2 separate regions of the Homo sapiens genome follow, and region 2 is linked to region 1. The links are chromatin contacts, found by Hi-C or POLR2A ChIA-PET in ENCODE. All regions are on one chromosome and are shown on one strand. Each heading gives the region's core, a stretch centred on a gene start or an enhancer-like site at or near the end of the contact. The rest is flanking DNA. Distances are from core to core; before and after follow the strand shown.

The links. Hi-C counts contacts between places; a loop is a spot of excess contacts on that map. ChIA-PET counts read pairs that join two places held with the same protein, here RNA polymerase II (POLR2A). Pooled maps may share reads with other maps.
Region 2: a loop to region 1 is called in a pooled map, with 3 times the contacts of the local background. The contact joins the promoter of ATG4D here to the promoter of ICAM1 in region 1. A Hi-C loop is called at or near these places in 2 of 50 pooled maps. POLR2A ChIA-PET finds 5 or more read pairs at or near these places in 11 of 52 experiments (AG04450, MCF 10A, Panc1 and 6 more).

What each region holds. Positions count from the first base shown.
Region 1 is chr19:10,268,716-10,273,023 of GRCh38, reverse strand. ICAM1 (intercellular adhesion molecule 1) reads right to left here and starts at 1,904. Exons shown (of 7, transcript NM_000201.3): 1 at 1,798-1,904. The coding sequence starts at 1,864. All of the region lies in intron 1 of LIMASI (lncRNA inflammatory and mucous response associated, antisense to ICAM1), which reads left to right. RefSeq lists enhancers at 1,103-1,342, 2,253-2,342.
Region 2 is chr19:10,542,139-10,546,446 of GRCh38, reverse strand. ATG4D (autophagy related 4D cysteine peptidase) reads right to left here and starts at 2,543. Exons shown (of 10, transcript NM_032885.6): 1 at 2,122-2,543; 2 at 1,581-1,664; 3 at 1,317-1,490. The coding sequence starts at 2,356. RefSeq lists an enhancer at 1,557-2,152 and silencers at 2,198-2,377, 2,428-2,767, 2,778-2,827.

The sequences.
Region 1 (4,308 bases), core at 655-3,154:
CAGTCAGCCCTCCAGGAATCAGACTGGCTCCTCACTCCCTGAGACACGTAGTTTCCCCCTCTTTGGGCCTCAATTTCCCCATCTGTAAGGTGGGTGAGTATAGCCACCCCATCCCTTGCTAATACAAGTAACTCAGCACAGGATGGGTAGCAACTGGCTACCTTGCAGGTAAGAAAGAAGGGGCTTACGGGGTGGGCACTGTGGCTCACGCATGTAATCCCAGCACTTTGGGAGGCAGGGTGGGCAGATCATGAGGTCAGGAAATCGAGACCATCCTGGCTAACACAGTGATTAGCCGGGTGTGATGGCACATGCCTGTAGTCCCAGCTACTCAGGGAGGCTGAGGCAGGAGAATCGTTTGAACCTGGGAGGCAGAGGTTGCAGTGAGCCGAGATCACGCCACTGCACTCCAGCCTGGGCGACAGAGTGAGACTCCGTCTCAAAAAAAAAAAAAAAAAAAAAAGAAAAGAAAAGAAAGAAAGAAGGGGCTTATTTGGATCAGGTCCCTCAGATTCTGCTGCCTCCGAAGGTGGGAAAAAATGTCTGAGCCCAGCACTGCCTCACTCAAAGATTCCTGTCTCAGATTTGTTCTATCTTGGATGGGGGTGTGAGGACACTGGCTCCATACATTCTCCAAGGGAGATTCTGGGACCATTCCCATTTCATAGAGAGAAATGGTTACTCAGCTAGAAAGCAGTGCGATCTGGGTCTGAGTCCGGATCAGAACGCTTTGTTTTTTGAGACAGAATCTCGCTATGTCTCCCAGGCTGGAGTGCAGTGGCACAATCTTGGTTCACTGCAACCTCAGCCTCGTGGGCTTAAGGGATTTTCCTCCCTCAGCCTCCCGAGCAGCTGGGATCACAGGCGCCCACCACCATGCCAGCTAATTTTTGTATTTTTAGTAGAGACGGGATGTTGCCATGTTGGCCAGGCTGGTCTCAAACTCCTGACCTTAAGTGATTCGCCCGCCTGGGGCTCCTAAAGTGTTGGGATTACTGGCATGAACTACCGTGCTGGCCTGGATCTCAGGCTTTGTTGAGCTGTTAACCAAGCTGTCAATCTCCCACCCTCCTGGTTCCCCAAACTTACACCACCATGAAAGACCCTCTGACCCCTTCCCTCTTCCCTAGCTGGGCTGGAGCTGGGGGAGGGTGTGCTGGGGCGTCCCACTTCTCAGCTTTGGGCCACGGATAAGTCAGCTCTGGAATTCCCCCAAGTAGAAGCAGCCCTGGACTTCCCCAGGGGCAGAGAGGATGAGGAACAGAATATACATCTTGAGGGGGGTGGGGGTCCCTTAAGCCTTGTTGGGTTGGCACAGAGCCAAGTTCCCAAACCATCATGATCGAGTCCTGGGGCCAGGTGCTGCGCTGGGCCAAGATACCCTGCCAGGTGGCCGCTATAACGTTTCCCGTTTTACAGCTGAGAAACTGTAAGAGACGCAATCTAGCCAAGCAAGGCGGTGGTTCACACCTCTCATCCCAGCTACTCGGGAGGCTGAGGCAGGAGGTAAGGCTAGACCCCCGGAGTTCAAGACCGGCCTGGGCAACAAAACGAGGCCCGCCCCTCCCCTCCATCTCCAACCCCCTACCCTTTTTTAAAGCTGCAATCTATAGCCCAAGGCCACACGTGGAGGTATGCAGGGTCTGGATTCGAACCTACTGGCTGTTGCCTTTCAATCGCTGTCTCTAGCCCCTCCTTCCCATAAACAGCTACCTAAGCATGCATGACCTGACCCGGGAGCCGGTCCTCCCGGGGCTTCGGAGAACTGGCCCGACGGCAATCCCCACCCCGACTCACCTGGGAACAGAGCCCCGAGCAGGACCAGGAGTGCGGGCAGCGCGGGCCGGGGGCTGCTGGGAGCCATAGCGAGGCTGAGGTTGCAACTCTGAGTAGCAGAGGAGCTCAGCGTCGACTGGGGCGCGTGATCCTTTATAGCGCTAGCCACCTGGGGGCCAAGGGGCGGTGCTGCTTTCCCGGAAACCTCGCGCCTTCCCCTCCGGAACAAATGCTGCAGTTATTTCCGGACTGACAGGGTGCCCGGGCCGAGAGGGTCATCCTCCCTCGCTGGCCGCTTCAGCTCCGGAATTTCCAAGCTAAAGCAATCGGGCGGCGGTGGCAGGGCGATGACCCCGGGGGCTGCTCCCGGCCTCCACGCCTCCCGTTTCCCGGCCAGGCTAAGCTTGAATCACGGTCTACACCGCGCTAAGCGGTTTATTAAGTACTTTTAAATACTGCCAACTTCCCCGGAGAGTGGAGACTGTTATTGTGTCCATTTCACAAAGCGGTAAACTGAGACTCCAGGCTGCGAGGGGGTCCGAACTCAAGTCCTCCCTCTCCAGCTTACGCAGGCCTCTTTAATCGAGTGGATGAGCCCCCTGCCTGGGTGGGGGCCCAGGAATCCTCCCCGGGCTCCCTCCACTGAGGGATGCCCCTCCCCCTAGGTCACGTCCACACCTAGCTGACACGGGCATTTCTCGAGAAGCGGCCAGAGCAGAGCCAGGCACCTCCCGGCGACCGCTAACCGTGGGAGTGACGAAGCGCGGTCTCACCACGTCCGGGGAAATCGGCGTCCTCTCTCTACACCCGAGGGCACTCACCCCGGCGGCCTCCTCGCTTCCCCTTTCGGCCTTGGCCGCGGAGGCGTCTTTACAGCTCCCAGAAAAAGGAAGGAAGCTGCGTGATCCCTACGCGCCGAGCCCCTCCGCTGGCGTCCCAGGCTCCGCGGGGAAACTGAGGCAGCTAGCTTGGATCTTGACGAGGGAGGGGAGGGGGACGCTCGAAATCCCTGCCTGTCGCTGGGAAACTGAGGCAGCAGCCCCCAGGCGCAGAGGCGAGGCAGGGAGAAGGGGCGCTCGAACCCCTGCCCTACGCGCGAGGCTCCGGCAACTCGAACCCAGGCTCATGCACTAAATATGAGCGGGTGTTTGCTTGGCCACCGCCTGTGCGTGTGACCCCAAGACTCGACATCCACCACGTCGAGGCTGGGTACTCTTAAGTCTCCGAGCACCAAGCCGCGCCGCCTAAGGCTTTCCTGTTGTGGGGCGCGCGCGGCGTCGCCATGGAGATCTCCGAGGGGCCAGGGAGGTCGCGCAGCAGAAGGGGAAGCGAAGGGTCCCCGGACGCGCAGGCCCTTCCTATCGGGGAAGGGGGCTGCGAGTCACTGGCCATCCAGAGACGCATATTTCCCCCGCCTCGGTCATTCCCAAGGAATTTCCACGGGGATATTTTTTTCTTGGGGGGCTGAGGAGTTCTGAATTCCCGCCCCGGAACGGCCTGAGCAAAGTCACAGGGTGGGACGGGGGACGCCCCTGGTCCTCAGAAGGCCTGGGAAAATCCTGCGCCACGGGTTCTTCCTCGGGCGGGTTCCACTGAGCTCTTGCCCCGGCCCGAGGTGCGCGAGCTCCCCCGCGCGGCCCAAGTCCCACTTGCAGCCACAATGGTGCCGTTCTTTTCTCAACATGTGGCTCAATGTTTTTTAAGCGCCTACTGTGTGCTTGGCGTCCTTCCAGGTACTGGGGACACAGGAATGAACAGAGTCAGACAAAAATCCACCTGGGCGCGGCTCCCACCTGTAATCCCAGCATTTTGGGAGGCCGAGATGGGAGGATCACTTGAGCCCAGGAGTTCAAGACCAGCCTGGGCAACATAGGGAGACCCCCATCTCTATGCAAAATACAAAAATTAGCCGGGTGTGGTGGTGCACACCTGTAATTCCACCTACTTGGGAGGCTGATGCAGGAGAATCTCTTGAACCCGGCAGGCGGAGGTTGCAGTGAGCCAAGATAGAGGCACTGCACTCCAGCCTGGGTGAGAGTGAGACTCAAAAAAAAAAAAAAAAAAAAAAAAAAAGGAACAGCCAGGAGAACAGTGTGGCTGGAGCAGGCTTAGCAAAGGAGAGATTCGAGGAGAGGAGCGGGCAGGGAGATGACAGGGCAGATAGGTGCAAGTTCCTGTCACCTGAGGAGGACTTTGTTGTTTTGTTTGTTTGTTTCTGAACCCCAGTCTCGTTCTGTCACCCAGGCTGGAGCACAGTGGTGTGATCTCGGCTCACTGCAAACTCTGCCTCCCAGGTTCAAGCGATTCTCCCACCTCAGCCTACCGAGTAGCTGGTACTACAGGGGTGCGTCACCACGCCTAGCTAATTTTTGTATTTTTAGTAGAGATGGGGTTTCACCATGTTGGTCTCTAACTCCTGACCTCTAGTGATCCGCCCCCCTTGGCCTCCCAAAGTGCTGGGATAACAGATGTGAGCCACCGTGCCTGGCCAGGACTTTGGCTTTTATGCCCAGCGAGGTGGGAGGTATAGAG
Region 2 (4,308 bases), core at 1,294-3,793, 270 kb before region 1:
TTGAACCTGGGAGGCAGAGGTTGCAGTGAGCCAAGATCTCTCCACTGCACTTCAGCCAGGATGATAGAGGAAGACTCAGTCTCAAAAAAAAAAATAATAATAATAATAAATAAAATAAATAAATAAAGACAGGATCTCACTGTCATCCAGACTGGAGTGCAGTGGCACAATCACGTCTCACTACAGCCTCTAAATCCTGAGCTCAACAGATTCTCCCGCCTCAGCCTCCTGAGTAGTTGGGATCACAGGCACATGCCACCACACTCAGCTAATTTTTAAAATTTTTTTGTAGAGACAGGAGCCTTGTCATGTGGCCTAGGCTGGTGTCGAATGCCTATGCTCAAGCGATCCTCCTGCCTCAGCCTCCTAATGTGCTGGGATTACAGGCATGAGCCACCACACTCGACCTGTTATTGTTGGAGTCTCATTCTGTCACTCGGGTTGGAGTGCAGTGGCAGGATCATAGTTCACTGCAGACTTGAACACCTGGGCACGAGCAATCTTCCCACCTCAGCCTCCCAGGTAGCTGGGATTACAAGCATGCAGCACAGTGCCCAGCCAAAACTCTTTTTTTTTTTTTGAGACTGAGTCTCGCTCTGCCACCCAGGCTGGAGTGCAGTGGCACGGATCTCGGCTCACTGCAACCTCCGCCTCCCCGGTTCAAGCAATTCTCTGCTTTACCTTGCCAAATTACAGGTGCCTGCCACCACACCCAGCTAATTTTTGTATTTTTAGTAGAGATGGGGTTTCACCATCTTGGCCAGGCTGGTCTTGAACTCCTGACCTCATGATCCACCAGCCTCAGCCTCCCAAAGTGCTGGGATTACAGGCATGAGCCACCGTGCCTGGTGAAACTTTTTTTTATTTTTATTTTTGACACAGAGTCTCCCTCTGTTGCCCAGGCTGGAGTGCAGTGGTGCGATCTTGGCTTGCTGTAACCTCCGCCTCCTGGGTTCAAGAGATTCTCCCACCTCAGCCTCGGGAGTAGCTGGGATTACAGGCGTGTGCCACCACAACCGGCTAATTTTTGTATTTTTAGTAGAGATGGGGTTTCATCATATTGGCCAGGCTGGTCTTGAACTCCTGACCGCAAGGGATCCATCCGCCTCAGCCTCCCAAAGTGCTAGGATTACAGGCATGAGCCACCGTTTCCAACCCCGGCTGAAACTCTTATAAACAACTCTCATCTCTCCAAAACTTACTTGACACACAATTCTAACGTGACTTTGAACTCTTAGTTGGTAAGTAATTCTAATACTGCTGATATGGCAGTTGACCCTGTACTCCTAGTGCACCCCTTCCCCCCTATGGCTCACCTCTGGGCAGGAAATGCAGCAGAAGGCCCTGTGCCAGCATCATCTGGCCGCTGCGTAACATGCACCCCCAGCCACAGTCCGAGGTCAGGCAGCCCCCAGGAAGGGGCGGGAAGTCCCGGCGGTATGTGAGCCACAGGCGGGACACAAAGTCCCGCTGGAAACGCTGTATGTCACCTACAAGAGCGGGTCTGTCAGCTGCCACCAGGGACACTCCGGCGGGCGTGGAGAGGCCTCCCCCAGCCCTGGTCCCAACCACCAGCTCACCCTCGCCCTCGAAACGGTAGCGGCGGCCACAGAGGTGGATGCTGGAGATCTTGCTAAAGCTGGTCCGGCTTTTAACCACCCAACCTGGGGAGACGTAGGGGCAGCGCCCAGCGAGATGAAGCACTTGCATGACAGCAACAGCGCTTCCATTCCCCCATCTGTGAAATGGGCACGATCCTAGTTCCTATCTCCGGGGTGGCTCCGGGGATTCCGTCGGAGGTGGGGCCCCCAGTGACAGCTACAGGAGTGTCCACCATCAATTCAGGATGAAGGAAGGTAGTTCTGATTATTGTACCCATTTTACAGAGAGGGGCAAAAACGGAGGCGCCAGGAAGCAAAGGATCTTGCCCAAGGTCACACAGGGGAATGGGCGGGGCTTGAAAACACTATTGGACCTGCCACAGGTCCACCCTGGGCCGGGCAGGGAGGGGACCCACAGGTGACTCAGGACGGGAACAAGGGTGGGATAACTGGCAGGACCGGGGTCTGGTTTTCCTCAACGGCCCCCGACACCCCCACGATCTCCGGGCCCCCTCCTCACCGTACTTGACGTTGTTCCAGGCTGTCAGGAACTTGGCCTTGAACTTGTCCACTTCGTCCGGCTCACTCGGGCCAGCCCCGGGAGAGCCAAGAGCGGGGCCGCTGGCTCCGGAAGGCCCCAGGCCGTTGGGGTCTGGGCCTCTGGGACCCCGCGGCCTGCGGGCCTCGGGCCGGCGGCGCGCGTCCTCCGGGCTGCTGCTCCGGTACTGCGCGGCGGCCGGCGACACTGAGTTCATGGACGCGCCGGGAGGGCGGACCGAGGGCCCAGGTGGGGGGCTGCGGCCGCTGCCCCCCAAGGGCGACCCGCAGCCGGTTCACGGGGCCCGGGGAAGGCGCTACTCGGCCCCCGTCCCCAGGGTACCGGGCCAGGCAACAGCCGCCGCCGCTGCTACCGCAGCCATCGCCATCTTAGCGGGCCAGGACCCCGGATGACGGTGGGCGTGGCCAAGCCAGACGCCCCGCCCCGCCCTCTCCCCGCCCAGCCGCCTTTCCTGCCCCGATCCCGGGTCGCCAGGCGGGGACCTCAAACCCCGACGCCTTCCCGCGGCCTCCCCCCGCCCTCCTTATCACACCGCCAGGAGCGCGACAGCCCCTTCAGGCCCTTATCGGAGGCAGCAGAGCTGGGGAACCCCTGCCCCTGGCCCCGCCCCTAGTCCTGCCCCCCAGGGCCCAGGACTGACCTCCTGGCAGGCGCCCAGGTGAGACTGACTGCGCACCTGCAGCGCCCGCCCCGCCTCCCGAGTGCACCTGCGCGGGCTGCCGACCCAGAACCCGCCCTGGCCTGGGACCAAATCGACTAGTGTGACCTCCGGGGCAAGCCACGCCTCTCTGTGCCTCAGTTTCCTCATGTGCAAAATAGGGCTGGAATACACGCAACAACATAGACGAATCTTCATGAGAATTATGCTCAGGGAAAAAAAATCCAGGGGTAGGCAGGCGCGGGAGGGAGGGATGAATGAAGTGCTCCAGGAAAGTTTTTTTCAGTGTTTGTTTTGTCGAGACAGCATCTGGCTCTGTTGTCCAGACTGGAGTGCAGTGGCGCTTTCATAGCTCACTGCAGCCTCCAACTCTGATCCTCCAACCTCAGCCTCCAGAGTAGCTGAGACCGCAGACAGGAGCCACCATGCCTGGTTAATTTTTTAAATTTTATTTGTAGATAAGGGGTCTCGCTATGTTGTCTAGGCTGGTCTCAAACTCCTGGCTTCATGAGATCCTCCCGCCTCAGCCTCCCAAATGCTGGGATTACAGGCGTGAGCCACCACCTCAGGCAGGAAGACATTTTTTGGAGCTGTGGATAAATTCAGTATCTTAACTGTAATAGTGGCTTCACAGGTGTGAAAACTCATCAGATTGTACGCTTAAAATTTGCATGGTTTTGTATATGTCTATTATACCTCAATAAGGCTGAAAAAAAACCTCTTTGTTTTAAAAAGTAATCAGTTAACTTTTTATAGAGACAAGTTCTCTCTATGTTGCCCAGGCTGGCCTGAAACTCCTTAGCTCAAGTGATCCTCCTGCCTCAGCCTCCCAAGTAGCTGAGACTACAGGAAAATATTTTATTTTATTTTATTTTTTAATTTTTTTTCTCTAACCTTGCGAGGCCCAAACAGATTTTGGTTGTTGTTGTTGAGACAGGGTCTTGCTCTGTCATCCAGACTACAGTGCAGTGGCCTGATCATGGCTCACTGCAGTCTCAACTGCCGAGGCTTAAGCAAGTCTCCTGCCTCAGCCACCTGAGTAGCTAGGACTATAGGCACATGCCACCACCCCTGGCTAATTTTTTTTTTTTTTTTTGAGACGGAGTCTCGTTCTGTTGCCCAGGTTGGAGTGCAATGGCGCGATCTCGACTCACTGCAAGCTCTGTCTCCCAGGTTCACACCATTCTCTTGCCTCAGCCTCCCGAGTAGCTGGGACTACAGGCGCCCGCCACCACGCCTGGCTGATTTTTTGTATTTTTAGTAGAGACGAGGTTTCATCGTGTTAGCCAGGATGGTCTCGATCTCCTGACCTCGTGATCCGCCCACCTCGGCCTCCCAAAGTGCTGGGATTACAGGCGTGGGCCACCGTGCCTGGCCACCCCTGGCTAATTTTTAAAAATTTTTCTGTAGAGATAGAGTCTCCCAGTGTTGCTCAGGCTAGTCTTGAACTCCTGGGCTGAAACGATTAGCCTCAGCCTCCCAAAGTTCTA